Regions from separate parts of the Mus musculus genome. Here all the other regions are linked to region 3. Evidence: chromatin loops called from intact Hi-C (ENCODE). Cell type or tissue: heart. All regions are shown on one strand. Each heading gives the region's core, and the rest is flanking DNA. Links, peaks and the distances in the headings are about the cores only.

The links. A loop is a pair of places that touch in the nucleus more often than their neighbours do. Peaks named below come from ENCODE experiments on the same cell type or tissue, not always from the same donor. Only the 100,000 strongest peaks of a DNase experiment are listed, where the experiment ranks them.
Region 1: a loop joins it to region 3, with 5 times the contacts of the local background. A loop is called at or near these places in 12 of 42 quality-filtered maps.
Region 2: a loop joins it to region 3, with 2.4 times the contacts of the local background. A loop is called at or near these places in 5 of 42 quality-filtered maps.

What each region holds. Positions count from the first base shown.
Region 1 is chr7:100,495,072-100,505,722 of GRCm38, reverse strand. It overlaps Ucp2 (uncoupling protein 2 (mitochondrial, proton carrier)), which reads right to left. Exons shown (of 8, transcript NM_011671.5): 3 at 8,775-8,997; 4 at 8,418-8,628; 5 at 7,451-7,645; 6 at 7,274-7,375; 7 at 6,807-6,987; 8 at 6,094-6,487. The coding sequence starts at 8,900. The coding sequence ends at 6,373. Dnajb13 (DnaJ heat shock protein family (Hsp40) member B13) reads left to right here. Exons shown (of 8, transcript NM_153527.2): 6 at 1,103-1,216; 7 at 1,731-1,807; 8 at 2,413-2,703. The coding sequence ends at 2,566. Among named protein-coding and RNA genes, the nearest start is that of Ucp2, 7.0 kb to the right of the region's middle. In heart, for the core only: no CTCF peak of the experiment used is centred there; DNase peaks (open chromatin) are centred at 2,462, 4,872, 7,502, 9,152 and 3 weaker places; H3K4me3 peaks cover 242 bases; H3K27ac peaks cover 1,890 bases.
Region 2 is chr7:100,656,856-100,667,506 of GRCm38, reverse strand. It overlaps Plekhb1 (pleckstrin homology domain containing, family B (evectins) member 1), which reads left to right and starts at 5,113. Exons shown (of 9, transcript NM_013746.3): 1 at 5,113-5,349; 2 at 5,515-5,588. The coding sequence starts at 5,571. In heart, for the core only: a CTCF peak has its summit at 4,051; a DNase peak (open chromatin) is centred at 4,106; H3K4me3 peaks cover 1,158 bases; H3K27ac peaks cover 225 bases.
Region 3 is chr7:100,425,609-100,436,259 of GRCm38, reverse strand. C2cd3 (C2 calcium-dependent domain containing 3) reads right to left here. Exons shown (of 33, transcript NM_001017985.3): 19 at 10,111-10,283; 20 at 8,964-9,087; 21 at 5,942-6,210; 22 at 5,434-5,523; 23 at 3,687-4,289; 24 at 164-502. Among named protein-coding and RNA genes, the nearest start is that of Gm10603, 38 kb to the left of the region's middle. In heart, for the core only: no CTCF peak of the experiment used is centred there; DNase peaks (open chromatin) are centred at 4,959, 6,189 and 6,939; H3K27ac peaks cover 390 bases.

The DNA of each region.
Region 1 (10,651 bases), core at 1,465-9,464, 69 kb before region 3:
GAAAGCCCAAGAAGAAAGGTGTTCAGAAGCATTTAATTAATAATATTAAACTAAAACAACTGTGGAGAACATTGCTATTGTACTAAGATACAAAGTCCTTACATGCTGATAGGAAACAGAAATGGAGAGCCCAGAGCCGAGAGAGATGCCCATACCTCGTCCTTTCTTACCTGGAAAACATCTGCTTCCAACAATCATGCTTCAGCCTGGGTCATTGTGAGCCACAGCAACTCAGGAGGCTGAGGCCGGGGGATCGCTTGAGCCTTAGGAGGTCAAGTTCAGCCTGGGTGACATAGTGAATTCCAGGCTAGTCTGGCTACAGAGTAAGTCACAGGCAAGCAAGAAGGCAGGCAAGCAAACAGATACCCAGTGCCAACATCCTCCACTCTGGTCACCTTTTTCCAACCTTCTGACATGGCCCAGGGCCTCTGCAGCGCCCAGCCTCTGGGCCTTGAGCTTACTATTTCTGACCTATATGACTATTTCTGACCATCTGCTTTTTTTTTTTTTTTTTTTTTTTGGTTTTGGTTTTGGTTTTGGTTTTTCAAGACAGGGTTTCTCTGTATAGCCGTGGCTGTCCTGGAACTCACTTTGTAAACCAGGCTGGCCTCGAACTCAGAAGTCTGCCTGCCTCTGCCTCCCGAGTGCTGGGATTAAAGGCGTGCGCCACCACGCCTGGCTCATCTGCTATGTCTTGTCCTGGGGACAGCAGCTGCTTTTGCTCTCTGTCTTCAGTGGCCAGAAGAGAAGTCAGAGTTCAGGGCGGCTCACTGAAGCGAAGAAATCACTGCTGAGTTTCCGTTAGGCAGAGAAGTTGTCTGACCAGCTCAGGGTCCGACTATCACTTAAGCAAGTCCCCACCCCATCCCCCTGAGTACATTTACTTTGGGCATGCTCAGTAGAGAGGTACTTGGGGAGTGGAGAGTGATCCAGGAAGACTTCTCTAGGGGGTGGCCCTAGGCCACACTGAATATCCCCTCTAGAAAACTGGGTCTAATTCTCCATTGCACAGATGAAGACCTGGAGACATGTAGAGACAGAAACGTGGCCAATTGATATAAGCAATAAACCTGTCTGTCGCCACTTGGCTTTCCCTGCCTAGGGCCCCAACATCATCCCTGCTGACATTATCTTCATTGTGAAGGAGAAGCTGCACCCTCGCTTCCGCAGGGAGCATGACAACCTCTTCTTCGTGTACCCCATTCCTTTGGGCAAGGTGAGTGGGCACAGTGCAGAAGGGCATGGGGGCCCAGAGTGAACCCCACTTACAGCAGCTCAGGCTTCATCTCTTCTTCCCCTAACCAACTTGGACCCGTCGGAGGCAGAGTCCTGTGTCTCTCTCCGTGGCATTAGGTGGATCTGTGCAACAACCCCTCCCTGCCCACCTCATCTTTCCACATTGTCCTGGTCCTGCCTGCCTCTGTCCCCATGGTCTCCGCATGTCCAGGTGGTTCTCCTCAAGGTGCCCCTGTTGACTCAGGTCTCAGGGTGAGCACACCTGCCCGGCTGGGGCATTTTCACACTGCCCACCTCACCCTAGAGCTGATGTCCCTACTGTATGGCAGCATTCAGAGTCTGTCATCCCTGCCTTTCAAAAGCCTTACACTCTGTCATCACCGAACTGCCCAGCTCAGGGCTGGAACCCAGATAGACTCCCAAACGCCCTCTAAATAGAATGGCTGTGGTGACGCTCTGTAAACCCCTCTCTCATTCTACCCTCCGGCCTCCAGGCCCTTACCTGCTGCACTGTGGAGGTGAAGACTCTTGATGACCGGCTGCTCAACATCCCTATCAACGACATTGTCCAGTGAGTCTGTCTGCCTAGTCCCCAAGTAGTCACAAGAAAGGATGGAATGAGACTTGGTAGGGCTGTGCAGGCTGCTACCAAAGAAGGATTTCCCTGGGAACCCAGGCTGGGATTCAAATCCACTGGCCTCTGCCTGAGCCATGGGCTGTGTTCACCCTACAGAGGGATGGCCTTTCTCTAACCCATGGGAAACCCCTATATAGGCCCGAGAACCCAGTGTTGGTCAATCTCTTGTCTCCGTCCTCAAAACTTTCAACAGAGCACGGAATAGTAGCTCCCAATTCTTGTTCCAAGAGAAGTCTCAGAGAAGGGAAGGTTTGACTCCCACCCCAGGTTGGCTTTGCTTCCTGGGGAGGGCTGTGCAATTCCCGGGGGTCAGTCAGCAGGGTATTCACTTTGAGCAAGGGTTTTGAGGAGTGTTGTATTTGGAACAAGACAATCTCTCCTTCAGCTCTCTCCCACCCGCTCTGGTGTGTGAGACCTGGCCAGCTAGTGGGAAGCTGTAAGAATGGCTGAGGCTCCTGCAAGTGTGCAGGAAGTAGCGTGCACCCATCCGACACTGCTGAGTCATCTATGCTCCTTCCTTTCTTCTTTCCCTGTCTCAGCCCTAAGTACTTCAAGATTGTGCCAGGTGAGGGGATGCCACTGCCTGAGAACCCCAGCAAGAAGGGAGACCTCTTCATCTTCTTTGACATCCAGTTCCCCACCCGCCTCACACCCCAGAAGAAGCAGATGCTGCGCCAGGCATTGCTGACCTAATTCTGGGGGACCTGAGCAGGAACAGGGATGGAGAGGGCTAGCTGGGCCTTGCCTGCTCCTATCCACTCAACTCCCACAGCCTATGAAGATGGGGAGGCGTGAGACCTTAGGCTGACATAATAAAGATTCCTATCCTATAGCTATGATGGGAAGTGAGTTGGAGGGATGCTTCCTGCAGGACCCCAAAAGCTAGGCACCCAAGGCCCCATTTTGCCTTCCTAGGCACAGACTGTTCCCTGAGGCTTCAGAGTTTCTTGCTTCCATCTTGGCAACAGGAGGCAGGGCTTTGCGACCTCTAAGGTCCTTCTGCTCCTGACATCTCACAACAGACTATCTCTAGAAGGAACCATCTGTGGACTGTGCCGTCTTGAGAAACATAGACAGGAAAGCAAAGCACAGGCAGGGACAGCGCTTGTGTCCGTGGCTAAGCTGTCACTAGAACTTTAGGCTACTCCATATAGACTCACAGCTTCAGTTAACAGCCACACCCAGAACACAGTGCCAGGAGAGCTCTGATCTCTGCCCCTGGCTTTGGTTCCCTGTCTATGAGATGGGTTTTAGGCTGCCTCTGACCAGTAGCCTGCGAGACATGGGCACTTGAACTCCTGACTCTTGCACTGTTAACTGACCTTGTTAGTGGAGCTTACAGCCTGCCTACAGGTAGGAGACTGGGGTCATTGGTGTGAAAACCGCTTGGTGGACTCAGGGTTAAATTATAGAGAGGGTCACAGCATCATTGTCCTGTGGTCAGGAGGAGGTCTGGCTTCCGGAGTCACACCTATGCCTTTAGAGATCGACCTGCCTCTGAGTATTGGGATTTAAAGCATGCAGTCCCACACCCAGCTTTTGTCCTTTTAAATTTTGAGGCAGGGTTTCCAAAAGCTGGGGCTGACCTTGAACCCCTGATCCTCTTACCTCGGCATCCCACATGCTGGGATTATAAGCATGTGTCACCATGCCCAGCTACAAGATTCTTTTGTTTTGTAAAGTGGGAATGTAGCCCTTGGCAAGTGTTTTACTTTTGAACACATACAGTCTTGTCCCTGCTGTCCCCAAACCCTTGGGATCAAGTTATCCTACTGCCTGAAGCCATCTTGAACCATCATGAAGGCAGCAACAGAAAAAACCCTGAGATAAGAGGCCTAAACTTGGTGGTGCAGTGCACACCTTTAATCCCAGCACTTGGGAGGCAGATGCAGGTAGATCTCTGAGACAAGCCTGGTCTACAGAGCAAGCTCCAGGATAGCCAGGGCTACACAGAGAGCCTCTGTCTCAAAAACAACCAAACCCAAAAAACACCTGGAGATAAAGACTCTGGGGCTGGGGCTCCAGCCAGGAAGCATCTCATTTTAACAGTCAAATGTGGGCCTTCGGTCAGATTCCTGGGCAAGTCACTTCATTTCTCTAGGTCCTTTTTGTGGAATAAAGTTGTTTTGCCTGCATGTTACTGTGCCATACACATGCTTGCAGTGCCCTCGGAGGCCAGAACTCCTGGAACTCGAGTTAAACAGATGGTTGTGAGCTATAGTGTGGGCCCTGGGTCTGGAACCTAGGACCTTTGCCAGAGTTGCTAGTGTTCTTGACTGCCAAGCCATCTTTCCAGCCCTCAGGATCCATCTTTGTTTTTGTTTGAGACAGGATTTCTTTGTGTAGCCCTGGCTGACCTTGAACTCACAGAGTCTGCCCCCACCTCCCCCACTGCTGGGATTAAAGGGGAGACTCCACTGCCAGGCTCTAGTTTTTACAGCAAAGACTTCAACCCCTTCATTACAGACCTGTGGGACCAGACGGTGGAGTGTTCACTGCCCTGTGGCAGGACTGACACGAAGGTGACTGTAACCTCCTGCTCTGAGGGTGACCCTCCAGTTCTGTAGAGAGGTTGGGGAACTAGGACTTCTGTCCTGGAGGGCTCTGTGGGAAGCTTGGCCTCAGGCCTCCACCATGCCCTTTATGAGATCCCTGTAACTTCTAAGGCAGCCAGTAACTGGGCTGCCTTAGAAGGCAAAGCAGGGCGTCTGGTGCATCCCTCTGGAAGCATTGCTAAGGTCTCTGCTATGCTGTTTTCTAAAGACTGCTGCCCCTTCCTCAGGCCAACTGACAGCATTCCTAGTCATGGAGTCTAGTGGTCTCACACCTATATCACATGTCTAGTGAAGGAGCTATTGGACACACTGTGCCCTCTCTTGACCTGTTTGTCAGCTGTTGGTAGTAAACTGTCCCTTGAAGGACCTAACACAATGACCAGATCCTCATTTGCTGTGCCCTTGTGTGCTGAAGCACCAGCTGCACGCCGGCCAACCCTCACTGCGGCTTGCTGCTGCCTCAGGACCGAGACCGGGGCTGGATTTACCAGAAGCTGAGGAGAACTGGTGCTCTTCTCTGGGAGCCAATCGAACAGCCTGGCCTCTTGCCAAGCACTGGGAAGGTCTAACTTTTTAGCTCTGACCCATTCTGCTAAAGAGGTGAAGGGGCAGAAGCCATCACTTTAGGCCGAGAGGACATCCTATTGTCTGGGCCCAGTTTCACAGCTGCCAGACAATCCCCCAAGGACCCAGCACTGTGTGTCTTGCCTTGGCGTTCGATGGTGACCCGTAGGAGATGTCTGAAATGTATAAAATGGGTCGTGGAGACTTGACAGGCCCCGCCCTGCTCTGGGAGGGACCTCACCGGTGGTTCCTGCTCCTTGAGTGGTCCTGCCTCCCTCTCCTGGCTGAGGAGAGCTGGCGGGAAAGAGGACTGACTGAAACACCCTGACAATCTAAGCGTTGACTGGTCCCCAGTCTTGGGGGAAAAGGTAAGGCTTCCATCAGAAAGGCTCTTCAGAGGTCGGGTGCTACAGGTGGCTGTAATCCCAGCCTTGAGAAACTCAGGCAGAATTGTCATGAGTTCTAGACTACACAGCGAGTTCCAGGCCAGTGTGCTAGTGTGAAGCCCCGTTTGAAACAACAACAACACCCCTACAGGCTAGATCTTGGCTAGGGAGCCTGAGCCCCCTTCAATGGGTCAGACCTGCCCTGTCCCCACCCACCCCCGGTTCAGAGCATGTCTCAGGGTGTGATTATAGCTGAGGCCAGCCTGCCTTGTCTTCTGTAGGTCTATGGCCTCAGGAGGTGGGTTGCTATGTGTAAAACAGAGTAAAGTAAGCTCCCCCCCAAAATGGAAGGTTCTGGAGTTTCCCTACATCTCCTAACAAGTTGATGTGGGAGGGGCAGGGATACTTCCACTCTGCAGATAGACAGGCCTGGCCAGTGTGGGTGGGAGTACCAGGTACTGAGTGACAGCTTACATGGTGTTCAGGAAAGGGTAGGAGGGACAAAGGCTGCAGTGTCCCCTGGCTGTGCCACTGATCTCTGGAGCCAACACTGGGTCTGGAGGAACAGACTGGAAGACCCTCCAGCCCCTCTCAGATGTTACAGGCAGAATGTGGGTCACATCCCTTTTTAAAGACACTGGGGTCCTCACCTGCCTGCCAAGGTCCTGAAAAGGTCCCTTGGACCAAGACCTCTGTAAACATATGAGAAAGAAGACACCAACATTGAGCTTGCTTTATGGGTGAAGGCTGGCTGAGCTGGGCTGGGCTGGGCTGGGGATGAAGATGAAGATGTGGGCTTAGCTGTAGAAAGGGCTGAGGGCTCAGGGTCTGGTGTCAGGCCTCCTCACTGTGAGTCATCAGTACAGAGGCACAGGGAGGTGAGGTGGGAAGTAAATCGGGGTGCAGGAAATGGGAAGAGAATGGGACTGGGCAGAGGATGAAGAAAAAGACAGGGCAGGGCTGGGAAGCAGGGTCCAGGTCAGCATGGAGAGGCTCAGAAAGGTGCCTCCCGAGATTGGTAGGCAGCCATTAGGGCTCTTTTGAGCTGCTCATAGGTGACAAACATCACTACGTTCCAGGATCCCAAGCGGAGAAAGGAAGGCATGAACCTAGAGAGAGCAAACACAAGTCATGGAGGTCCCTCCACCACCTGCTTCTAACCACTGGGCTCATCCATCCACCCAACCCATGGCCACATGCCCAAGAATCCCGAGTACCCAGCTCCCTACTCCTGCTGTGCTGGGGAGCAGAACCCAGGGTCTCCAAGCATGCTAAGCAAGCCCTCCACCACTGACCCACCCATCCCCAACCCCCAGTCTGAATGCTCATTTTAACTTCTAAAAAACAGAGGTGACAGCAACTATGGGCTGTCTGACATTTGGCTGCATCTCACTTCTCTGGAGTTCTGTGAGGGGATCTGAGGCTCACCCCTTGTAGAAGGCGCGGGGTCCCTCCTTCCGGAGCATGGTAAGGGCACAGTGACCTGCGCTGTGGTACTGGCCCAAGGCAGAGTTCATGTATCTCGTCTTGACCACATCAACAGGGGAGGCGATGACGGTGGTGCAGAAGCCGGCCCCGAAGGCAGAAGTGAAGTGGCAAGGGAGGTCATCTGCCATGAAGCAGGGGGAGAGGCTGTCAGCTCTCCCAGCCGCATCCCACCATTGCCGCAGAGGGGTCTCATTGTTTTAAAGACAGACTACAGCTAGACTCTCTTAGGGGGACTTCAGAGTCTTTTTGTTGATCTCGCCTGTTTATGTGCAAAGTGGGGTTTTTACCCTGTTGGATTTGAATGGTAAGAAATATAAACTCTAAAACCCACGAGGCAAGCAGGATAACAAGATGCAGTCTTTAGACAACTAGACGCCCCCTACCAGCTTGAAGTGGCGCTAACACACCTGTCATGAGGTTGGCTTTCAGGAGAGTATCTTTGATGAGGTCATAGGTCACCAGCTCAGCACAGTTGACAATGGCATTACGGGCAACATTGGGAGAAGTCCCTGTAGAAAAGAGAACCTGTGTGAGCCCAGGGCATGGAGGAGAGGAGGGGAGAAAAGCCAACACCCAGCACACACCTTTCCAGAGGCCCCGGATCCCTTCCTCTCGTGCAATGGTCTTGTAGGCTTCGACAGTGCTCTGGTATCTCCGACCACCACCAGCCCGGGCCTGAGCCTGGAAGCGGACCTTTACCACATCTGTAGGCTGGGCTACAGCCACGGCCAGGGCACCTGTGGTGCTACCTGCCAGGAGGCGGCTCCCGATGCCTGCATCTGTGGGCAAGAGGGGTGGGGGCGGGGTTAGTGGCCCGCAGGCTTGCACTCAAGTGCATCATGCTCTTGCCAGACCACCATGCCACGGGAAGAGAGAGGCTCTAGATCACTCTTGCAGGGTTACAACCAGGATGTAACACAAAATGGAGACGGCGCTTTCTCACATAAATGTGTTCATTTACGCTACTCGGCAGCCTTGGTAAGTCAGGGTCAGTTCCATTTATCAAATGTGAAACCCAAGACCAAGCAGAGAGGCTTTTCCTAGCAGAGCTGAGTCCAGAGGCAGATTCTTAGCCCCAGCTCTACTTCTCCCTGGAGAGCGATCCTGGGGAGGGCATTGTGACACACACTTAATGCCTGCATTTGGAAGGCTGAGGCAGGGAGAGCTGTTCGAACACCAGGCCAGCCAGAGCTGCAAGGTGACACTCCTGTCTCGACCCCCTCCCCTCCCCTCCTAGGAGGGCATAGTAAGAAGAAAGAATGTGGTTGTGGGGGCTAGAGGGTGTGGTGGCTGCCTCTCCATTGTGCTTCTGGCCCAGTCCCTCCCCTATTTCAAGCCTCCATCCAAGTGTCACCCAGGAGGCCAGCTACCACCGTGATGGTTTTAAAGACCATCATGGGCTCACATCCTGCTTGGAGACAGCCCTGGTGCTCAGATAACAGAAATCAGGGTCCACCTCTGATCTTCCCGGGGTTCTTGGAAAGTCTAAAGGAGCCACTGAGCTGCACAGACAGACTAAGGTCAGTCAGTCTGTCCTTGCCGCATACTCACGCTCTGAGCCCTTGGTGTAGAACTGTTTGACAGAGTCGTAGAGGCCAATGCGGACGGAGGCAAAGCTCATCTGGCGCTGCAGGCCGGCGACCAGCCCATTGTAGAGGCTGCGTGGACCCTCAGTGCGCACCATGGTTAGGATGGTACCCAGAACGCCACGGTACTGGGCGCTGGCTGCGGTGCGCACTAGCCCTTGACTCTCCCCTTGGATCTGAAAGACCAAGATGGGGTGGTTGTGAGCACAGGGAGATGGCTCTGCTGATCTCCCGCCAGCTCCAGGCTCCTCATCCCTGCCAAGGAGTCTGACCCAGGGAGGGAGCAGATTAGACAGCATCAGGACCCTCACTCCATCCTCACCTGCAGCCGGACCTTGGCGGTATCCAGAGGGAAAGTGATGAGATCTGCAATGCAGGCAGCTGTCCCAGCCCCCAGGAACTTCACAGTGGCTGTTGGGGGCACATCTGTGGCCTTGAAACCAACCATGATTCTGATTTCCTGCTACCTCCCAGAAGATGGAGAGAAATTGGAGAAACGGGGACCTTCAATCGGCAAGACGAGACAGAGGAACTCTGCCGGAGTTCTAGGCCAAGAGGGGAGAAGCCATCAGTATCAGCAGCCCCTCCCTGGCCACCATCTACCTACCCCTGCCCAGCCTTCCCTCAAGGCACCAAGCACATCTCAGGAGGGTCCAGGATGAAACCAGGAGAGAGCTCCAAAAATAGTCAAGTAGGGTCTGGGAAGCAATTCCTGCCAAGGAACTGAGATTCAGTGAAGAACTCCTCTCTTATTTGGTATAGGGGGTGTGGCTCAGGGTCACCCTCGAAGCCACCAACCAGCTCCTGATCTCCTGGCAGAGACTGCAGAGGAAGGCCCCGTTCCTGATCTGTGGGACTTATCCCAACGGCTGACTAGGACAAGACTATCAGAGCAGGACCTGGCAGGCAAACCCCTCAGTCTTTTGCTCTGGGATCCTAAACAGGAGAGGTCCTGTCTGGTATGTAATTATGAAGGGAGACATGAGACACCTTGATGAATTCCATCCTAGCAGCCCCCACCCAGCTTGGGCCCCATTCAGGTTTACAGATGGACGCTGCCTACCCCTGCAGGCTCATGGCCAGGCACTGGGCAAGGCACCTGGCCAGCCAGGTTGCCTGTTTGTTTTCCTCCAGTGTCGGGAAATGCTCAGTTATCTGTGGTTCGATGGGAGGCACAGCTCACAGCTATGCAGAAAAGATACAGGAAACGAAAAGGTCCATTTTGTTCTTTGAGCTGGAACACCACCCTCCTCTAAGGCCTAGGAGGAAGTGAGCCCAGCACCCAGCGGGGGTGGGGTGGGGTGGGGGTGGGGAGGGTGAACTGCTTCTTCTTCTTCCCTAGTTTCACTTCTCCGCTTTCATTGGAGCAATCGCTCTGAGCCCATCTTGATTGGCTGCCTGTGTTGCTGGGGCAGAGGAGGAAAGCCCTAGCGGGTGGAGGGAGGATGTGGCGGTAGTCACCTGTGAACACAGACAGCCATGGAAACAAAACAGCTCACCCAGGCTGGGACAAACAGGGACATCAGAGGGACTCACCATGACAACAGGCTCAAGGGCGCCTCTAGGAAAAGCCTGACTTCAGTCAGGAGTCTGGGCCCCTGGAGCTCAGGGAGAATAGGAGTCAATGTCTAGGTGAAGGTGCTCCCTGACTCCTCACGGGGGAGTCTTCTCCCAGGTAGTGCTCCCCACTCCGACTCCACTGAGAAATCCTGACAGCAGCCTGGAAGGCACCTGCCCTCCCTGGGTCCCCGTTAAACGGGAGAGCTCAGAACCATGTCCACAGGCTCACTGTCTGCCCAGCCCCGCGGTGCCTCATGTCTCCCGGTTTTTCTCAGTCTCGGGCTCAGATAAGGCCCTTCACAATGGAAGCCCTTTCTGACCAATTAAACAGTTCTGAGACGCTCTGGGCAGACCTCCTCTGTAGGTATTAGTGCATGAGTCTGATGCAGGCCTGTCTAATCATGAGCTAAGTGGTAGAATGTTGTGAAGTCCAGAAAGACGAGGTCTCAGTTGCTGCCAGATCAAAAACATGTGGCTCAGCTGCCAGTTGCTGCCAGATCAAAAACATGTGGCTCAGCTGCCATTGTGAATGCAGCGTAGGGTTTGCCAAAGGTCGGGTCCTCGAGGGTTGGGACCAGAGGCAAAGATCACCTGTACTAAAGGTTTCTATGACTAAAACGCAGGCCTAGAAAGATAATC
Region 2 (10,651 bases), core at 977-8,976, 230 kb before region 3:
AAAATATAAGTAGCATACTTGAATTTAGACTCGATAAGCCTGTCCACTATTCCCTAAACTACATACAGTTTATGAGCTCTCCATCCACCACACACATCTCAAATAGTGAATGCTTTCTTCTGTGCCTAGAGTTCCAGGTACCAGGTTAGAAAAGTTACTTGTTGGCTTTTTCATTACAATAAGTTTTAGTTGGTTTAACAAAATAAACCAAGGCTATCTCAGAGCCCAGACTTGAGCTGAGAATCCCAGTGTGATCTCATGTCAGCCCACACTATTTACACTTTCTACCCAATAAGATTAAAAGCAAACCGCTGGGACTCAGGAATACCTGTATACCATCCCAGTACTCAGAGGCAGAGGCAGGAGGATCTCGAAGTTCAAGGCTAGCCTGGTCTACAAGGCAAGTTCTAGGATAGCCAGGGCTACATGGAGAAACTGCCTCAAACAAACAATAAAATAAACCAGGGGGACAGTGAGATGGCTAAGCAGGAAAAGGTACCAAGCCACCAAGCCTGAGACCTACCCAGGACTTACAGGATAGAAGGAGAGGAGTGATTCCAAAAAGTTGTCTTTGACCTCCACATACCTGTGATGGCATGTGCACTCCTGTACACACACACACACACACACACACACACTCACACACACACTCACACATACTACACACTCTATGCATATATATTTACAATATGTTTAGTCTGTGTGTGTGTGTCTGTGTGTATGTGTCTGTGTCTCTGTCTCTGTCTGTATAAGTGTTTGCCACATGTGTGAGGGTGCCTAAGAAGGCTGGAAGGTGTGAAATTCCCCTGGAGCTGGAGTTACCCAACAGTGTGGATGCTGGGAACTGCACTCTGGTTTTTTAGAAGAGCAACCAGTGCTCTTACCTGCTCAGAAATAGCTCCCAATCTTCCACCTAGAATTCTCTCTCTCTCTCTCTCTCTCTCTCTCTCTCTCTCTCTCTCTCTCTCTCTCAAAGACAGCAGGATTTCACAGTAACATAAACATAAAAATGGAATTCTTTATGTTGGCCAGACTGATCTCAAACTCACAGAAATCCCCCTGCCTCTACATCCTGAGTGCTGAGATTAAAGGCACAAGCCATCACACCTGGTGCAATAGGTTTTTAAAGTAAAATAAAAATGAACCAACAGTGTCTGGCTGGGGCTGTGCATACCTGTACCCTCGGCACTTGAAAGGCAGGAGGAGCTTGAAGCTAGCCTGGGTTTCACAGTAGGATCTTGTCTTAAACAAACACAGAAACACAAAAATCTAAAGGAAAGGAAAGAGGGCAGTTCCCATGTGTGAACTGCCCTGGGGCTCAGTTGGGGCTGCTCACCTTCACTCAGAAAGGTGCAAGGTTTCTCTCCTTTCTATCTGGCCAGAGCTAGAGTGTGCTTTCTTGCTTGCTTTAGGATTCTCCTAAGCCCCTCTACCTGCTGTGTCTGTCATGTGGCTGACCTCCCTGTCAGCTTAACTCAGGCGGCAGAGCTTTTTCTGTCTCCTTTCTCCTCTTGACTACAGCTTGTCTATCCCAGAGTAAAACTTTAAAAAAGGAAATGGATGTGGGGCATGGAGAGACGGCACAGCAGTTAAGAGCACTTGTTGTGCCAGGCAGTGGGAGGCAGAGGCAGGCAGATTTCTGAGTTCGAGGCCAGCCTGGTCTACAAAGTGAGTTAGTTCCAGGACAGCCAAGGCTACACAGAGAAACCCTGTCTAGAACCCCCCCACCAAAAAAAAAACCCCAACCAACCAACCAACCAAACAAACAAAAAAAACAACCCCCAAACCAAACCAACCAACCAAACAAACAAACAAAGTACTTGTTGCTCTTCCAGAGAATCTGGGTTCAGTTTCCAGCACCCACGTGATAGCTCAACCATCTGTAACTCCAGTTCCAGGCATCCAACACCCTTTTCTGGCCTCCTCAGGCACCATATGGTACACAGACAAGCATGCAGGCAAAGCTCCCATACATATAAAATAAAAATTATTAAATCTTAAAAAAAAACCAAGAAAAAAGAAGTAGGGTTGGAGAGGTAGCTGAGATAGGAGCCCTGGCTGCTCTTTCAGAGGATCCATGTCAATTCTAACACCTACACGGCAGCTCACAATCATGTGCCACTCAAGTTCTGGAGAATCTGCTGACCTCTTCCAGTCTCCCTGAGCACCAGGCACACACGTGGTGCCAGATATATATGCAGGGAAAAATCCATACACATAAGTAATACATTTTTAAAAGATTGATTCATTTATTTTATGTATGTGGGTACACTGTAGCTGTCTTCAGACATACCAGAAGAAGTCATTGGATCCCACTGCAGATGGTTGTGAGCCACCATGTGGTTGCTGGGAATTGAACTCAGGAAGAACAGATAGTGCTCTTAACCCCTGAGCCATCTCTTCAGCTTTGATAAGTAATACTTTTGTAATTAAAAACAAACAAACAAATACTCAATGAATTTCCAGAGTTTATATTTAAAAGGTGTTCCTCTCTCCCTGGGGAAAGTCTGCTTTTGCTTTTTTTTATCTATCTATCTATCTATCTATCTATCTATCTATTTATTTATTTTTGAGCTGGTTTTGCTCTATAGTCCAGGCTGATCTTCCTGCCTCAGCTACCCAACTGGTTACATTACAGGCATGCCCACAACCTGTTAGCTCACCTTTTATTAACTTCTTGGAGCCAGTCATTGTCCAGGGACACATACCAAATCTGGCTGTATTTAAATTCAGTATTGGTGCTGGGTAGTGGTGGTGCATGCCTTTAATCCAAGAACTCGGGAGACAGAGGCAGACGGATCTCTGAGTTTGAGGCTAGCTTGGTCTTCAGAGTGAGTTCCAAGACAGTCAGGGCTACACAGAGAAACCCTGTCTGGAGAAAAGCAAAGTACAGACCCAACCAACCAACCAAACAATTCAGTATCTAGATCTGTGGTTTTGGTTTTCCCAGCTTCCTTCTTTTCCCTGTCTCTGCATCCTTCTTTATGAGGCTGATGGAGAATCTTTTCATTGAAGTTTGCACTGCTGTTGGAGAATCTTCCCTTTTCTTCTGGTTGCTAAATCCGGAGAGTGTAATCTGGGAGATGTTTGCACCGCCCCTCCCCCACCCCTCTGAGGAAGATGCTTAGCTGCCCATCTAAGGAGGGGAGGAGGAAGAACCAGAGAGGATTCTGGCGGGAGGTGGCAGGACCAAGGTTCAGACTCTGAGGCCAGCTTGCTTGGTTGTTTCCTCTCTCCTCCCTTCTCTCCCTGGCTTCCTTCAGTCCTTCTGCAATCAGCCTCCTGGATCCTCTCTGCTTCGCCCATATAGAAATCGTGGTTGACAAGGAGATACTCTCAAATGCTGGTCTCTGGCAGCTCTGAGTGTAGACAGGTGGGTGAGGCAGTAGGCGGGACCCTCTAGTGTCACAGTCTTGGATGCCTCTGGAATTGGGACACTTAGCCCTGTAAGTGTGACAGCATTAGTGAAGACTTAGGAAGTCAGGATTCCTCAGTCTATGGCTGCGACTGGCATTTCAGCTTTCAGGCAGACCTACTCACAAGGAATCCTCAGCCCTTGGTGGCGGTCAGCGTTACAGCTGACCGGCCCTAAAGACTTATTGGCTCCTTCCGCGACCGGGGCTAGTCTCAGTTCTCCTAGCTCTCTTGCCATCTCTCTGCCTCTGTCACCCTTCTTTCTGTCCTGACAGCTTTTCTTTAACTGTTAAGCACCTTGTCACCTTGCCACCTTCATGGCCAGTCTGTCAGTGCCACTCTTCTGTCCCTGCCGCTTCTTCTATCAGTTACCAGCTGACATGTACCACAGTAGGTAAGAAATTGCCCGGAGAAGCTTTCTATTAGGCCTAATGAGCAACACCAGAGAAGGAAGGTGTCTTTGGTGACTAAATGAGGCTGAGCAACCCACTTATACAGTCAGCGGCCTCGTGTTGGACCCATCTCCTCCTGACCGCTTTAATGCCAGTCACAGGCACGGAGGGAGGTTTGCTTTTGGAACAATCGATGCTTTGCTTCTGGAGAACAGTTACAGCAGTCCCTCTCTAGGCCACTAGAGGACGCGTGTCCCTCTCTAGTAGATGGAGACAGCTGGTCGCAGCCGGTTCACCTAGAGTTCACCAAGCCTAGTAATCCAAACCGCTGGAAACAGCCCAGGCTGAAGCTGCTTTCCGGAGTTGGCGTCATCAGCTGTTATCCTGCGCATCCCCGTGGCTGTTTGACTTAAAAGCCTTTTTTTTTTTTTCCTCAAGGTAACCAGAGCAGCAAAGGAGAATCTTCAGAGCTGCTAATGAGGGAGTCAGATCACCCTGCCCCCAAACCTCTGCGTATGTGCAGGAAAATGAACTTCAGGAGTATCTAGATGAGAATTTAACTGATCATTATCAACATAATAGCGACTATAGAAGTATTTTAGCGGCTTAACCTGCCAATATTCTCGGGAGAGATAGCTCCCTGTCTCCCTTCCTTCCTTCCCGTTCCTTTCCACTCTTCCCTCCTCCCTTCAACTTCCTTCTCTTTTTCTTCCATCTGTCTATTTCTTTTTTTGTTTTTGTTTTGTTTGTTTGTTTGTTTGTTTTTTGTTTTTCGAGACAGGGTTTCTCTTTATAGCCCTGGCTGTCCTGGAACTCACTTTGTAGACCAGGCTGGCCTCGAACTCAGAAATCCGCCTGCCTCTGCCTCCCGAGTGCTGGGATTAAAGGCATGTGCCACCACGCCCGGCTCTTGTTTTGTTTTTTGAGACAGGGTTTCTCTGTGTAGCCCTGGCTGTCCTGGAACTCACTCTGTAGACCAGGCTGGCCTCAAACTCAAATCCGCCTGCCTCTGCCTCCCAAGTGCTGGGGTTAAAGGCGTGCGCCACCACTGCCCGGCATCTGTCTCTTTCTCTCCTTCCTCCCATCCCGGTTATAGAAAGGAGAAAAATTAGTCAAAATTGGGTAGGGTTGAGACTTTCCAGAGACCAGAGAATGAGTTAAAGGCACAGAGATGAAAAACAGCGTAGTTTGAAAGATGCGGTTGCTGGGGCTGCTAAGAGGGGATGAGCTACTGGCTAATAGGATCTGTTGTGCTAAATCCCCCAGAGCACGCACAGCACGAAAGGGCTGAAGCACTGGGGTGGCTCTGGGTCAAGATTAAAGAGACCGGGGAGCCAAGAAGGGAGACTTAAGGAGCCAGGCCGCACAGCCACGACTGGGGAGATGGAGATGGACACAGCCTGCTAGGCCTCAGAATGAAAACTTAGCCCTGCCCTAAACTGGGCCAGAGAACCTGCCTTGCCCCATCTCCAGTCTCCTTTATTCCACCCTCCTCCCTACCCTATCTTGGAGACCTGGATCAACACCACCTCGGAATCACCAGGTGACTTGGCCAAAAACAGAAGGACAGAGGAGATCTCAGCCAGGAAAGCCCGGGAGGGGGCTGGAAAAGAGGGTGACTTTCTTTAGGACTGGTGCGGTCCCTCCCTACCTCTCCCTTCAGCGCCTGCTTGGTAGCTCTTTCCTGATCCCTTTATCTCTAAGGCAGAGTCAAGCCCCACTTCTGGAACCTTCTTGGGGATGCAGCTCTGACCATCAGGAACCATGAGCCCGGCAACCCCGGTAAGGACGAGTTTCTGGGGTAGGAAGAAGTAAGGGGGGGGCTTCCCAAATAGGTAATGCCCTGGTCTCTGGGATTCTCTGCTCCTGCAGAGGTGGGGAATGGACTGAGCTAGTCAAAGTAGCGACTGTGGAGGGTCGGATCCAGGGGACAGGACCATGTAACCCGCTAATCATATGACCTAACCCCCTGTTTTGACCGTATTTCCCCCAGGCAGTCACTATACACACGGTCCACTGCCTCCCAGTCCTTGTTCTAGCCTGGTACCCTCTGCAGCGCTATCCCTTGCCAACCCACATCTTCTCCCCAACCCCTCATTCATCTTCTAAGCCTACTAAAGACCTGGACTTTCCAGCAGTGCTTATGTGAGGTTCTTTGATCCACACTGGGGAAATGTTACTTCCCCTTCACGACCCCTCAGCTTCCTTGGGGAAGCCTTTCTGAACCCCTTGGGCAAAGAGCGACTTCCTCCTGGGTAAGCCACACTCTTTGCATTGGCTACTTTCACCTCCAGTCTCCTCCAGTAGACTGGTAGCTAGAGTTGTATTGGGAGGGCTCCATGCTGCGTTATAGCACTGTGGTGCTTTACAGAGCTAGAGAACGCTAACATCCGAAACCGGGATGGAGCCTGGCTTCTCTCTGCACTCTGTGTGTGTGTGTGTGTGTGTGTGTGTGTGTGTGTGTGTGTGTGTTGTGATGTGTAGTTTGTTTGAAGAGTTGTTTGTGAAGTGGTAGTGAGGAATCTAATATATAGCCCAGTCTGGCTTTACTATGTAGCCAAGGCTAGTCTGTGATTTCCCAGTCCTGCTGTGTCAGCCTCCCAAATATGGTCCACCCCACTCTGTTTTTTTTTTTTTTTCCTACTCAGGCATAATTTCCACTTATTTTTGTTTCCAGAGAGTATTATTTTCTTCAGTCTGTAAAGGACTTGGGTTCTTTACATAGGACTAGCCTTGGGGTGGGGGGGGGGATACGGCTACAGGGCTGGGACAAGGATGTTCAGTCTGTTGGGGTTCATGTAAGTGTTTCCTTTCTAGTTGTTCACTGAGAAGGAATAGAGCTTCATATACAATTTGGAAGCACAAAGTTGCTGAATAGGATCAGAAATGTCTCTGGCAACTGTGGGTGTGGCCACTCTTACATTTTGAATAACAAACTTTTGTTATTGTTGGTTTGTTTGGTTTTTTTGAGACAGCATTTCTCTATGTAGCCCTAGCTGGCTATATAGGAACTGACTCTGTAGAACAGGCTGGCTTTGAACTCATAGATCCACCTGCCTCCGCCTCCTGAGTGCTGGGATTAAAGGCATGCACTACCATGCCTAGCTTATTTTTTTTCTTTTCTTAATGTATATGAGTGATCTGTCTTCATGCACATCAAAAGAGAATTATATCCCATTACAGATGGCTGTGAGCCACTATGTCATTGCTGGGAATTGAACTTAGGACCTCTGGAGGAGCAGTCAGTGCTCTGAACTTCTATTTCTCCAGCCCCCTGAAAGCAAACTTCTAAAAATTAAAATGACATTTATCTCTATATGTGCATGGATGTGCACAGGTATAACCCTACACTTGTGGAGGTCAGAGACAACTTTTTGTCTCTCCTTCCTCTTGGTGGGTCCTAGGGATATAATTCAGGTCATCAGATTTGGTGGCAGGCACCTTTGCCTGATGAGCCATCTTGATGGCCCAGAGAAATGTTTTATTATTATTATTATCATCATTATTATTGGGATACTTGCTGTGTAGCCCAGGCTGGCCTTGAATTCCTGGGCTCTCCTGGTCCTGAAGCATCCTTTAGACCAGTGGTTCTCAACCTGTGGGTCACGACCCTTTTGGGGGTTGCATATCAGACATTTACATTACCATTCATAGCAGTAGCAAAAATACAGTTGTGAAGTAGTAACTAAATAGTTTTATGGTTGGGGTCACCACAATGTGAGGACCTGTACCGAAGGCTCACAGCATTTGAAGGTTGAGACTCATTGCTAGACTGAGACTCTAAAGTAGCTGTGGCTTCAGGCCAGCCACCTGCTCAGTGGAAATTGGCTTTTTTTTGTTTTTGTTTTTGCTTCAGTACTGGAAATGGGACCTAGGGTTCCACCAATGCTGGGCAAGCCCTCTACACCAAGCTATATCTCCAGCCTCCTCCTCCTCCTTTCCTTTTTTCTTTTTAAAATTTTGAGACAGGCCGGGCGGTGGTGGTGCATACCTTTAATCCCAGCACTTGGGAGGCAGAGGCAGGTGGATTTCTGAGTTCGAGGCCAGCCTGGTCTACAAAGTGAGTTCCAGGACAGCCAGGGCTATACAGAGAAACCCTGTCTGGAAAAACAAAAGAAAACAAAACAAAAAAAATTGAGATGGGTTCTAAGTTGGCCAGATTGTCCTTGAGTTCATTCTGTAGCTCAGGCTAGCCCTCAACCTCTTGCGTCTGAGCCTACCAGGTACCTGGAGACTGCACATCTGTACACCCAGGCCCAGCTTCGGCTGAACTTAGCTCCTTGTCCTTGGGTATCCCGGGGCAGGGGCAGTTTGTCCAGCAATTGTCTATACGTGTCTATTGCCCTTTGGGGCATGACCTTTCCTTCATTCTCTCTCTCTCTCCCCGGCTTGAGACCCCAAGCCATACATTTTTTGTTTTTATTTTTCCCTCTAAAAGTTTTTGTTTTCTGAGATGCTCATTATGTACTCTGGGAAGTCTCTCTTAGACTGCTGACCTTTGATGATCCTCCTGCCTCTAGTGCTTGCCTTTGTCTCTTGAAGATTACAAGCCAGGCTTCAAGCTCCTCTCTCTCTCTCTCTCTCTCTCTCTCTCTTGATGATGATGATGTGTGTGCACGTGCACAGCCACCCTTCCTTCATAGCCATCTGCCATGTTTTCTGAGACAAGGTGGCTTAGGATTCATGGTCAGGTGAGGCTGGAAGGCCAGTGAGCCCCAGGGATCCAACTGTCTCTTCCTCCCCAGGACTGCCATCCTGGCTTTTATAATGTGGGTTCTGGGGATCTGGACTCCGCCCCTTGTGCACCACTTTACCGACTGAGGTATCTCCCCAAGCCTCCAGCCACACAGTTCTACAAGAGAAAGTCTTTTATGTCAGGGATGGAGTGTAGATCGGCATTTAGCAGAACCTGTAATACATCTCTAGTAACAGAAGGGGAAAAGTATTTTCTGAAAAATAGGCGAACAAATAAATGTAATAGAAAAATAAATTGAGTGTGGTGGTACACATCTGCAGTCCCAGCTGCCCAGCAGATCATTTGAGGACAGCCCTGGAAATATAGGCAGATCTAAAAAGAGAGGAAGGAAATAAAATTACTTACTTCTTCTGGGATCAGCACAGGATTGTTATTCCGGGCTGCTTCTGCCCAGTGTAGAACTGCAGACTACAAATCCCAGCATGGCTCGGTTATTGAATTTCTCCACGCCACGCCCCCTCCCTGGGAGTGAGTTGGGTCTGGAGGGCGGGGCCCCGGGGGGAGCTATGCCCCAGGCACTGCGCAGTGCCTGGGAAGTGAAATGCCTCTGGATCTCTGGGGGTAAGCAGAGCGCAGGTGCGACCGGTTTGGGTAGCAGCTTCATCGAGTAGCGGGCATTTGTGGCAGCAGTATCCACAACAGGTGTGAACAGGTGGGTGCATCGAGGGGAACTTGAGAGGGATTGTACACTCGACCCTCTTGTAAGATCTACGTCAGAGCTTGGAGAGGGGAATGAGCCAGCGGAGAAACACAAGAGGCCAAGGCTTCTACTCTAGGTGTGCCAGCCCTAGTTGCGCAGCAACAGGTGTGAGCAGGTGGGGGAAGGGCTGTGGGTCACCCGCTCATAAATAAGTCGTTCTTAATAAGAGAAGGAAGACACCTCAACTCCAGTCTGAACTCTGTCACATACAGGGATGTGTCACTTGTCCCTGTCCCCCTCAGTTCGTCCACCTGTAAAGTATTCTTAAAGGTCTTCATTAACAAGGGTATCTGGGGACGTGGAGGTTTGCGATAACTGACAAACTTTGGGGTTACCTGGGGGTCCTTAAAGACTAGCAGTGCTTGTCTCCACCTTCACAGTTAGAATTCTGAGCCAACCTGATCCTGCATATTGTGTGGTGGTTTTTTATTTGGTTGCTTTGTTTTTCCATGACAGGGTTTCTTTGTATAGCCCTGGCCATCCTGTAACTCTGCAGACCAGGCTGGCCTTGAACTCAGAAATCCACCTGCCTCTGCCTCTAGAGTACTGGGATTAAAGGCATGAGCTACCACTGCCCAGGATAGTTTTGTTTTTTAAAGACAGTCTTACTCTGTAGGCCTGGCTGGCCTGGAACTTGTTAGGTAGACCAGGCTAGCCTCCAATTCACAGAGCTCTGCCTGCCTCTGCCTCCTGAGTGCTAGGATTAAACACTATGCCAACTACATCCGACTGCCATTGGGTCTCTTTAAAGCTCTCGGAGAGGAGCCCGGGTGACTGGGTGTGGATCCTGCCTCCATTGCTTTGTAATTAAGGGGTTCTGTGTAGTTTGGCCCTCTCCAAGCCCGTTTCCACACAGTCTTTGAAACAGTCATGAAGGCAAAGATGGATAGGAAGCTCAAGTGAGATAGCAGGTAAAGGCAGACAAGGGCAGCAAGCGAACGGTGCTCAGCAGCATAGTTGTTATTTCATGTACTTCAAAAATGGCCACTGTGGTGTCCGAATGTGAAAAAGGCTTTTCCTGTCATGGAAATTCGTTGCTCTGACTGACACTTTGTACTGTTCCCATTTCCTAATTCCATTTTCTAACATTTTATGAACATTAAAAATTCCTCATTCTGGCCTTTACCTGCCTCATTCAGGCCAGAGGAGCATGGAACAGGGCCTTGCCAAGGTTCTGGAACTCAGCCTGGCCTGGGCTCCCATCCCCACCCACTCCCTGTCCTATTGGGTGGCTGCCTGCTGACCCTACTGGGACAGTGTCCCCATTCTTTGCAGGAGCAGAGCCTTAGGAGGGGGCCAGCGGTGCCTGGCCTGTTTGTTTACTAACGCAGCCTTGAGTGGTTCCAGACTCTCTAGGGAGGGCAGGGCTGGGGGGCTTCTCGTTCAGGA
Region 3 (10,651 bases), core at 1,415-9,414:
AAAGGTTTACATGTTAGTTCAGCCTTTAGGCTTGGCAAATATAACTATCAACTAAGAAAACTAACCATACTTGTAGGTTTTGGCATAACCTGAAAGTTCTGTGAAGACGGAGAGCAACCCTAGGAACTGGACACTTGCTTTTGGGTAAGTATGGGGAGCATACCTTTCAAGCTCAGATGCATGGCTCTCTCTACCAGGATGCTGACTGCAAAAGTCCCAGCCAACTCAGGAGGGCCCTCCTGGGCGGGGCACACTTGGGCTGCAGCACTGTTGCCGTGGACCTGGGTGGAGGTGGGAGACGTCTGGAGCACATGGGGTGGAGAGAGCTGGAGCGCATCGCTCTTTCTGGGGTGCTGCTCAGACTCACTGTGGCTGCTGCAGTCCATGGAGTCCAGCTCCCGAGCAGGTTCAGTGTGTGGGGAAAGCGGGGAAAGAAGCACATGAATGCGCAGAGCAGCTCCAGAGAGGTCGGAAGCATTTCTTCCAAACAGGGGATACACCCCTGCAAGAGAATGGAAGTAAGAAAGCCTGTGTGAGAAAGAATGCCTCTTAGAGGCTGCTTATGGGCCTCTTCCCTGTGATACACCACAGGTCTCAACACGATTTGCCACATGAATCTGAAGTTGTTGGTATCTAGAAATATTTTGTCCTTGTCCCTGCTATGTCTACTAACATTCACTAATACTAAGTGGTCACATTCCTGATCACCTTGTCCCTACTCTATCCACTAACATTCACTAATACTAAGTGTCACATCTCTGATTTGAAGCCAGAACCCCATGCTCTGCAGGCAGGCAGAACTGCTATGGGAGAGAATTCACACATGGAGGAACTAGGTAAAGACAAGAGGGGCCCTCTTCTGCAGAACATGCACACACGCTCCCACTTAGATTTCTCCCCACTGGGAAGCTATCCAGGGCTCATTTCGGCCTCTTTTATCATCTGCACACGACCTGCACCATCCTAAGGACCCACTAGGCGGGAGGCAGGAGGGGTGGCAGGAGCAAGGAGGGAGGCAGGAGGGGTGGCAGGAGCAAGGAAGGAGGCAGGAGGGGTGGCAGGAGCAAGGAGGGAGGCAGGAGGGGTGGCAGGAGCAAGGAGGGTAAGGGACACTAACAGCCGAGTTCTTTCTGTGCCAGAATTTCAGATGGGTCAATAAACCTGTCAAGATCATTCTCCCAATAATCAGTGGATTTGAACTTCACTGGCTTGCTGGATCTTAAAATGAGACTTTACTTAGAGCCCTAATAATTCCTTCTCAATCTCAAAGACTGCTTTGCTAGATTCATTCTTATTAGGAGAAAAAGATGTTACCTGCCATAGATGGCAATAAGACTGATTTTTTTTTTTTTTTTGGTCTTTTTATAGCCACTTTTCTTCTTGATACAAAGATTATCATGGTTCTCATAAGCACAAAGTGAGAGTCACTATAGAGAGAGGACACCTATATGCAACCCAGTGGGTCCTTCTTATCCTTAGGAAGTTTAAACAGTAGATGGAAATAGGTTGGCTGGCTTAGTGGATGTGGACTGACACATTTAACAAACACATCAAATGTATAAGGCTTTTGTACAAGAGAATACAAACCTTAAACTAGTAGGATATGATTGACAAAGACAATCTGAAAAGTTCAATAGCCTCTTTGGAAACACTTAATAAAAAGGGAGGATTTGTGATGGAATTCTGACCCTTGACCTATACTCTGTGTCCCAGATCTGTTTTCTTCAGCAGTGAAGTTAAAAGGCTATCTTTAAATAAAGTTAGTTCAAGTGAGCCTGGATTGCTTCAAAGACTTTTTCTCTAGTTTCGATAAAGTGACCTGAACTGGCCTAGCTAAAAAAGGCAATGTAGCATTTGATATTTCATAGGGCCCCAAAAGAACCCAACAATTTGGGAAATCACCCAGACTCACTCATTTCTCCTTTTTTAGAGAGAGCCATCTGTCCAATACAAGGTTTAGAGCTCTATGCCTAAAATCACAGCGCTTGGGAAGCTCAAGTAGGAAGATTATGAGTTCAAGGCCAGTTAAAGATACATCACTACTTCTATGCCAATCTAGCCTATACCCTGAGACCTTGTTTCAAAGACACTAAGCAAAAAGGCAAGCAAGCAAACAAACAAAAAAAACCAAAACCACATATCCACAAGAAAAGCCAAGAAACAAAACAACAAACAAAACAAAACAGAAGTAAAAGAGGGCCCTGACCTCATTCCTTTAACTGCAGAGAGTAGGGAAATAGCTTAGAGGCGTGCTAAACTGAGCAAGTGCCACGCTTGTAGAGACTCCAGTCATGGCTGGCGTGCACTCAGTTGGCAGAGTGCTTACCAGGCTTGTGAGAAACCCATTCGATCTCCAACACCACATAAACGAGATGTGGTGGTCCACACCTGTCATGCGGGTATTCTACGGGAGAGGCAGGAGGATCTGAAGTTCAAGGTCATCCTTGGCTACATAGTGCACTTGAGGTGACCTTGGGATGTGTGATACATGAGCCAACAAAAACACTTGGTTGGCGCCCTTCAATTCATTATAGTCACTAGACTCACTTTCTAGACAGCAAAGCTCTGACTTCTCATTCCAGAACCTATTATACGAACCTTCCACAGTTCTTGGAAGAAAGACCAAATACTTTTGCTTTGATGGAACTAGTACTCTGGGCCACTGTCCTGGCTTTATCGCAGTGCTTTGTAAACCTGTGCACCCTGACCAGATCATGTGGTTTACAGCATCTGCAATACACCTAACTACTTCATGCCTCTGTGTTCGCACACTTGTTCTTCCTGTCTGGGTGTGGTGGCGCACGCCTTTAATCCCAGCACTCTGGAGGCAGAGTCGGGTGGATGAGGTCAGCCTTAGTCTACAAAGTGAGTTCCAGGACAGCCAGGGCTACACAGAGAGACCCTGACTCAAACAAAAGCAAAAAACTTTTCTTTTCTCCTTTCCCTTGTTTCCCCCTAAATCCTTTGAAACTATCACTTCAGATGAGATTGTCCTTTAGTCAACCTCAAGTGCCATGATGAATGAATGGCACAGTCCAGTGCCCCACCGAGAACATCCTCTGTTTTAGTTCTTATGCTTCACATTGACTGTTCACAGCTGTATTCCATTAGATTAGAATATAGACACAGTCAGGCTAGGAATGAATTCTTTCTCTTATCTGATTCCCAGGGCCAAGTGCATGCCTTAAACACCAAATGAGTGTAACAGGAGTAAGCAGTGCGCTCTGCCTGTAAAACCTCACTTTTCCTTTCTGCCTCTGAACCAGTTTAGTAGCGTGTAGTTTCTTTATTTCAGCACTGGGCCAGGGTAGGGGGGAAGCTGAGATGTAGAGAGGCTATGTTTTCTCTCTGAAGACTGATTCTTCCCTTTCCCCACAGGGATCCCAGGATGGTGTGCCCTGTTATTTTACCAGCTCTAAGAGGTGCTCACCAGGAAAGATGAATGTCCTGAGAAGCACCAGGGAAAAGACTATCCGTGGAAGGCGTTCTTCCCAACGCACCCTCAGTGATCACACAGGCTCTGACACACCTGTCAGAGTGAGTCAAGGAGATTCACCCAAGCTCACTGTGCACACATTAACTAAGTGCTACAACACCTTAGGAACCACATTACATGTACAAATCCGATGCATTTATGTACAGAGAAGGTGCTCAAACAGAGCTAACCCTGAGTTAGCTTCACTCACCACTGATAGTCAGTGTCCTTGGAGATTTTTCCCCAAGTCTGGACAGGTCTACATAGGCTGAGCCAATCCAGCTGTCAGTCTGGTGTGGCCTCTCTAAATTGTCGTTGCCATAGGCTCGCCACACTTGGATCTCTAACTTCTCTTCCCTGAAGTACCAAAGCAGGGACTGGCTCCTAGTGACTTCTGCTCTTTTGGATGCCTTGAAAGTAATCAGGACCTGGTTTTTGTTTGTAGACTCCTTAGGTTTCCTGAGAGGAGTCCAAAAGGCTTCTTGATTGTACAGCTTGTAGCGAAGGTAGCAATATGTATTCTTATGAATGTTCATATGACCAGCAAGCAGCACACAGTGGATAGGAAGCCAGAGCCTTGGGGTAGAGATGGTGACAGTGGCTGGCACCTCTTCTTCTTTCTTGACAAGATCCTTTGGGATGCTCTCAAAGCTCCAGCCCAGCAGCTCAGCAGCTTCCAGTACCCTCTCTCTATCTCCCGGATGTGCGAAGGAAACAGAAAGCTCCAAGCCTCCTACAATCTTCTGCATCAAGTCCAGGTCCTGAGGCAGGCCTTTGTCTTCTGGTAAAATGACAGGATACCATCCTGTGATCCCTTATGGGGAAAAGGAAAGAGCTTCAATCACTGTCTCCAAAGAGAAAACACACCGCCTCTTTACATCTGATTCCCCACTACCCTGGCCCAGTGCTGAATAGAAAACACCCATGCCGGGAAGTGGTGGCTCACGCCGTTAATCCCAGTACTTGGGAGGCAGAGGCAGGCAGATTTCTGAGTTCGAGGCCAGCCTGGACTATAGAGTGAGTTCCAGGACAGCCAGGGCTACACAGAGAAACCCTGCCTCAAAAAAAACAAAAAACAAAAAACCCAAACAAACAAACAACAACAACAAAAACAACAAAGAAAAAGAAAGAAAGAAAGAAAGAAAGAAAGAAAGGAAGAAAGAAAGAAAGAAAACATACCCACGCTGGGTTGGGAGCCTGCGTTCCTCTGACCACTGAGACCCAGTGAGATTAGACAGGAAGGACAAGGCTAGAAATTGGAAGATTTGAGTTCTTTCCTTGGTTTAGACTCCAAACTAGTGGTTTGTTCTGGATAAGTCATTAATCTCCCATAGTGATCTTATTTACTCAAGTTGGTCGATTGCTAAATGAAACAATGGCTGAGGAAGTGCTTTGAAGGGAAGTGCTATAGAATCTGAAACACTGCCCTGGTATTGTGAGTGCAAAGGAAAGGGAATGGAGCAAGAAGCTGTATCCTGGGCCCAGTGCCAGGCCGGGCCTGTTTGTTCAGGCCTCTACGCAGTTATCTTTATTCTACTGTAGTGGAGAACAGAGAGGCAAAGGAATGGGTAAATGATGACTACACTGCAAATTGTGAAAACGCAAACGCAATAGCAATGTGGTTCTGGCCAATTAGCTTCTTTGAGATCATCTGGTCTGCCAAATGGAAACAGTGCTTCTTTATCCTGCTGGAAGTTTACTGTAAGGTCAAACAAAGCCCAAGGAACGATGTTACATCATGCCATATATGCAGAAGTACTGCTACTGTCTTCTCAACATGGCACCAGTTTTCCTAAAGTAGGGTGAGTATGACCTCTGACATTGGGACAGTTTTTACCATGCCTGAGAGAACTGTGAGGTACCTGGGTGAGTTCATAGCATGTGTTAGGGGACAGAATTCCTTGTGTATTTTGCAATGGGAGCTAGACAGGATTACCTCATCATGACAACATCCTTACCAGATCTTTTGACCAGCAGATCTTTCGTTGGAACCTTTACTATTCCAAGCAGATAATCCTTGCACGACTGGATACTGGTTATATCACTGACTGTTGAGTGAAGCAAAAATGAGGAGTTACTGGTGGGCACTGAGGCCTCTCTGTTTACAGTAGACTCCTAGAACATTTCAGCTCTACACATATATCAGGGCTGAGACAATGCATTAGGGATTCTCCTGTTCCCATGCTAGTCAGAGTCTGAAGGTCTTTCAGGCTGTTAATCACACCTTCCTTTTGCAGGCACACGGGAAAGTGCACAAACCTCCTGAGCACAGAACCACTCTCACTCACACTCATGCACTAACATCTGAACACTCTTTCATGAACATGTCACGTCTTACTTTTGCTCTGGCCTTTGGAAGTTGTAAAGATTATAACTCCTACTTCTCAAGTTTTCAAGTATTGCCTAGGAAGGAATATGCCATCCGAAAGAGAGCCTTATGTCGTTCTGAAGGCATTTGCTGCTTACCTGATTTGGTATTTTCATGATAGATAGCAAAAATAATTTCTGCAAACTCCAACAGCTCTGCCAGGAAGCAGGCTTCTCCACTACAGTGCTGAGTCACCAGGTTACACGGGAACTCAATGTGGTGGGAGAACTCAGGGCAGAAGGAGCAGGCCACAGGGCGGGTTTGGCGCTGCTCCCCCTTGGGCAGAAATGAGAGATGGGCGGTGACAGAAGCATTGACTCCAACGGTGGCGCTAAACTGTAAAGCGGGTTCCTGCTCAGCCAACGCCCTGTAGGGGACAAAAGGAGATGAGAAGAAGTTACCCCGACACATTAGAAATCTGCTTGCGTGCCCAGGAATTATCTCTGCTAGTCCCACACCATCCTGAGCATGCTTAGCAACAGCTCTCTATCGAGGCTTTTGGCAGTGCCGTAATGTGCTTTCTTAGCAACCTAGATCTGACTGCACATTTACATGGACGTTCAGGGGGTAAAAAGCTGGAAGAAAATATTAAAACTTGTTATTATATATACTAAAGCTTATCTGTAGGACACTTTTCATAATGTATTTAGCATATTAATATAGATGTACCTGAAGATAATTTATACATAAAAAAGCACACCCCAACTTGAAACTATGCTAACTTTTAAATTAAAATGCTCAGTTAAAACTGGGATACCACTGCTACTAAAAATGGGAAACTCAAAAGTTTTAATGTAGGGAGTAACCTGATTAAAAACTACCCTGAGGTGCTGGATATAAGGTTACCCTGTCACTATAATAAAGTGAGACAAAAACTAGATTTCTTTACTATCTTACTTTAGAACATACCAAAGCAAGATCAGTCTGTAAACCTAACACTCTTGCATAGCCTGGGTGACCCTTGTAGCTTAACAGGTTCAACTTTGACTCTCGTCTCGCCTGCCCTTCTTCTAGATAAAATGTAATAAGAAAGACAATGCAGCAAAGTGTTGTTCCTTTGGGCCCTTTCCCAGATGAGCAAATCCCAGTTAGATGCTCCAAGTCCTCTGCAGCCCTCTCTGCTTCCCCCTGGTGTTTACTTCCTGTCACTGCAATTAGCAGTAAACCCAACTTGTTCAATGAAATTGATACCTGTGATCTTAGTGCAGCGCCTTTAGTGTCATTTGTTATTGGCAGATGATTATGACCAATTTTATTAGCTCTGGTATTTGGGGTCAGAGAAGGCTCATCAAGCTCTTGTAGAGAATCCTGGTTCTGTTCCTGGAACCCACACCGAGTGGTCCACAACTGCCTGTAACTAACTTTTAGCTCAGACACCTTCTTCTAGACTCCAAGGGTATTTGAATGAACATGGTACACACACATCAAATAAAATAAAATTTATAAATATTGCTTGAAAGAAGTTATTTTTAGTACATTTTCATTATCTATTTTTGTGTGTCACTCATTGAGGTCAGAGGACAACTTCTAGCGGTTGTTTTCTCCTTCCATATGTTGCATTCCAGGGATTAAATTCAGATCATGAGGCCTGGTAACAAACACCTTAACCCACAGAGCCATTTTACTGCCCTGAAAGCGTTTGGACAAACACTAAGATGTTGCTGGGTTCTTAGCAAAGTCTACTTGGAGAGTTTAATAAGGAGTGGTTTACTCTGAACCTTCATCAGCTGCTTCAGCATCAGGCCTCACACGGGCAGTAACCCCGCTACGCACGCATTTAGAGACTAGGAAAGTTCCAGGTGAACAATCTGACTCAGTCACAGGGAGAGAGGAAGTTAGGGGAAGTTGTTTTCTTCTTGAACTCATATTAGAAGTGAGCTAGTTTGAAGCAAGAGCCTGGTGTACTTCTATTAGTGCCTCTTGCTGCCAGAGCTCAAGCATGTGATATGTGGGGTGCAGAGAGGATTTCACAAAGTATCTAACTAGAGGAACTGACAGTCTAGTGTGGGAAAACGCATGCCCAATAGAAACAGAGCAGCATGTGTTACAACCTAGGTGCTAACAGAAAAGGAGGGCTGCAGAGATGCTACAAACTCATCAAGGAAAGTGAGAGTTTAAACAGGCAAGAGGAAGAATATTAAGGCCAAGAGAAATAACAGCAAAGAGCTGAAGGAGACAGCCACACTGTTCCCCTACAGAGAGGGACTGGGCAGAATAAACAGGAGACAAGGGACCTGAGTGGGGAAATGTGCTTAATGTGTTCAGAAGCAACAAGAGGGCCAGTGACAGGAGTGGAGAAAACAAAGATGATAGAGGACCCTTACAACACTACAAGGACTGTGGCTTTCTTGCTTTCTCTTTTCTTCCTTCCTTCCTTTGTTCCCTCCTTTCCTTTCTTCTCTTCCTTTCTCTTCTTTCTCTTTTCTTTCTCTCTCTCTTACTCTCTCTCTTCCCCCCCCCTCTCTCGACTTATTTATTTATTTTATGTACGTGAGTACACTGTAGCTGTCATTAGACCCACCAGAAGAGGGCATCAGATCCCATTACAGATGGTTGTGAGCCACCATGTTGTTGCTGGGAATTGAATTCAGAACCTCTGGAAAAGAAACCAGTATTCTTAATCGCTGAGTCATCTTTCCAGGCCAAAGTTAGCCCCGTGGCTTTCTTTTAGTAGACACGTGGTAAAAATTGGAGCTAGCTTTAATAAGTTATCGGCCATTATGCTGAGAACACATGGAATAAGTACAAGATGGGGAAAAAAGGATGTGATCTAGAGACGGACATGCAGCCAGTGCACAGCATGGTTTGAGGGTACAGAGCATAGCCATGATAGTAGGGGACTAAGAAGAGAGAACACAAAGTTGTTGCAAAGTGAAGAGAGGAATTTGCAATAACAGTATAAGAGACTACAAGTGATTTCCTGAAATTCTGAAATGCTTTCTTTAACAGAAAGTCATGGTTAGTGAAATGGAAATTTTTCACAAGTCACCCACATGAGAGCATCACACTATATAGACTACACCTCAGGAAGGTCTCAGTCAGTCACCCACATGAGAGCATCATGCTGTATAGACTGCACCACAGGAAGGCTTAAGAAGCACTCTTCAAAGGTGGACTTACTTGGCTGCTGCCTGAAGACCACAGGCTCTGATAATATGGACTGAGATGGAGACAGCTCGGGCAGCAAGAATTCCCTCTGCTGTTCTTGGGCTACGCCGGTACCTCAAACCCACATCCAGGAAACCTGATGAATGAAAACAGGAAGAAAAAGACTACTAGGTTAGCTGGAAGGATCTCTGTCTCTATAAACCATCAGCTCCTAGCCAGGGAGACAGGAGGATGACTGCAATCACAGCTGCTTATAATACCATTTAAAATGCCAAATTCTTCTTGTTAAGCTCTTTCAAGTTCTATTTTATCTTTCAAGAACTATCTATCTATCTATCTATCTATCTATCTATCTATCTATCTGGGGTGGGGAGAGGTTAAGTGTGAAAGTCAGAGACAATTTGTGGGAGTTGGTTACTTCTACCAAGTAGGTCCTAGGGACTGACTGACAACATGCCAGCTAGAAAAATTTGGTGGATAACTTGCAGTCTGCCTAAGATGATCAGACTTGGCAGCATATGCTGAGCCATCTTGTTAGCCTTCTCTTGAGGCTGGAGGGGTGGCTCAGCATTTGTTGCTTGCAGAGGACCCACATTCAGTTCTTAGACTCCTGTGGAGGCTCACAACTGCCTGTACTTCTAGTTTGAAAGCATCTGACTCCCTCCCTCCTCTGACCTTGGAGGGTTCTGCATGCATATGGCACACCTATGGATGGCATAAATACACATAAAATAAAATCTTAACCCCCCACACACGTTCCCTGGCAGGTGTTCCCTCCCCACGAGTGAATACACACATCAAAAACAATTTTTAACCTTCTCCTTATAGTCAATCCACAGTCCAAGCTCATCACATCCCACCAGTCCCACTTCTGCTTATGTTGGCTTAGAATAACTTTCTAGTGTACCTAGAAAGTCTTCAGCATTTATGCTAAGAGGGCTTTTTAAATGCTTAACAGTTCAAGGTAAAATGAGACAAGCAACATTTATTCAGAGTCCATGGAACCGGGCGTTTTCTCAAATTATGTGCAAAGTTGCAATATATATTCTATACCTGTTTTTCTAAGAGTGGGTGAGATGCAAAAAGGTAAATACCCCCAAAGTGAAGACTCATTAATTTAGAAAAAGAAATTTATATACACTGCCTTTGAAAAGGTTACCTGATGACTGGTTCTTTAATTCTTTGCTGTGCTCAAGTCTGGAGGTTAATGGGAGATTAAAGCTCTGCATTCCCACATCTTCACGGTACTGCATGGTTACCATGGCACAGACCCTTGATAATGGCAAGGTTCCTTTGGCAACCATCTGGTCCCTTACGTTAGGATAATAGTATCTGAAAACCACAAAAGCACACATGCCAGCTAGAATGATCAGGTGAATAAACTGCAGTCTGCCCCAGGGATCAGTTTTCAGTAGTGAGGTGTCTTCTGAGGCCAGCTGTGGGACTAGTGGTGTACGATGGTGGCTGTGCTGGCTGGATACACTGCCCATCACATGGAAGCAACCTTATAAGTCCACACCCTTGGCTCAGGGTGACAAAGCTCTGCTTCCTATAGGTTTTCTGCATGAGACTCTGTATGTGCCTTGGGCCTTCTTCAGGGCAGGGCGGTCGCTCCCTGGTCCCTGGGGCTCATCTTTGTTTCTAGGTCTGTGATGTTTTAATTTCAGTAGGACGAGACTCTGGGGGTACCCACTCTATTT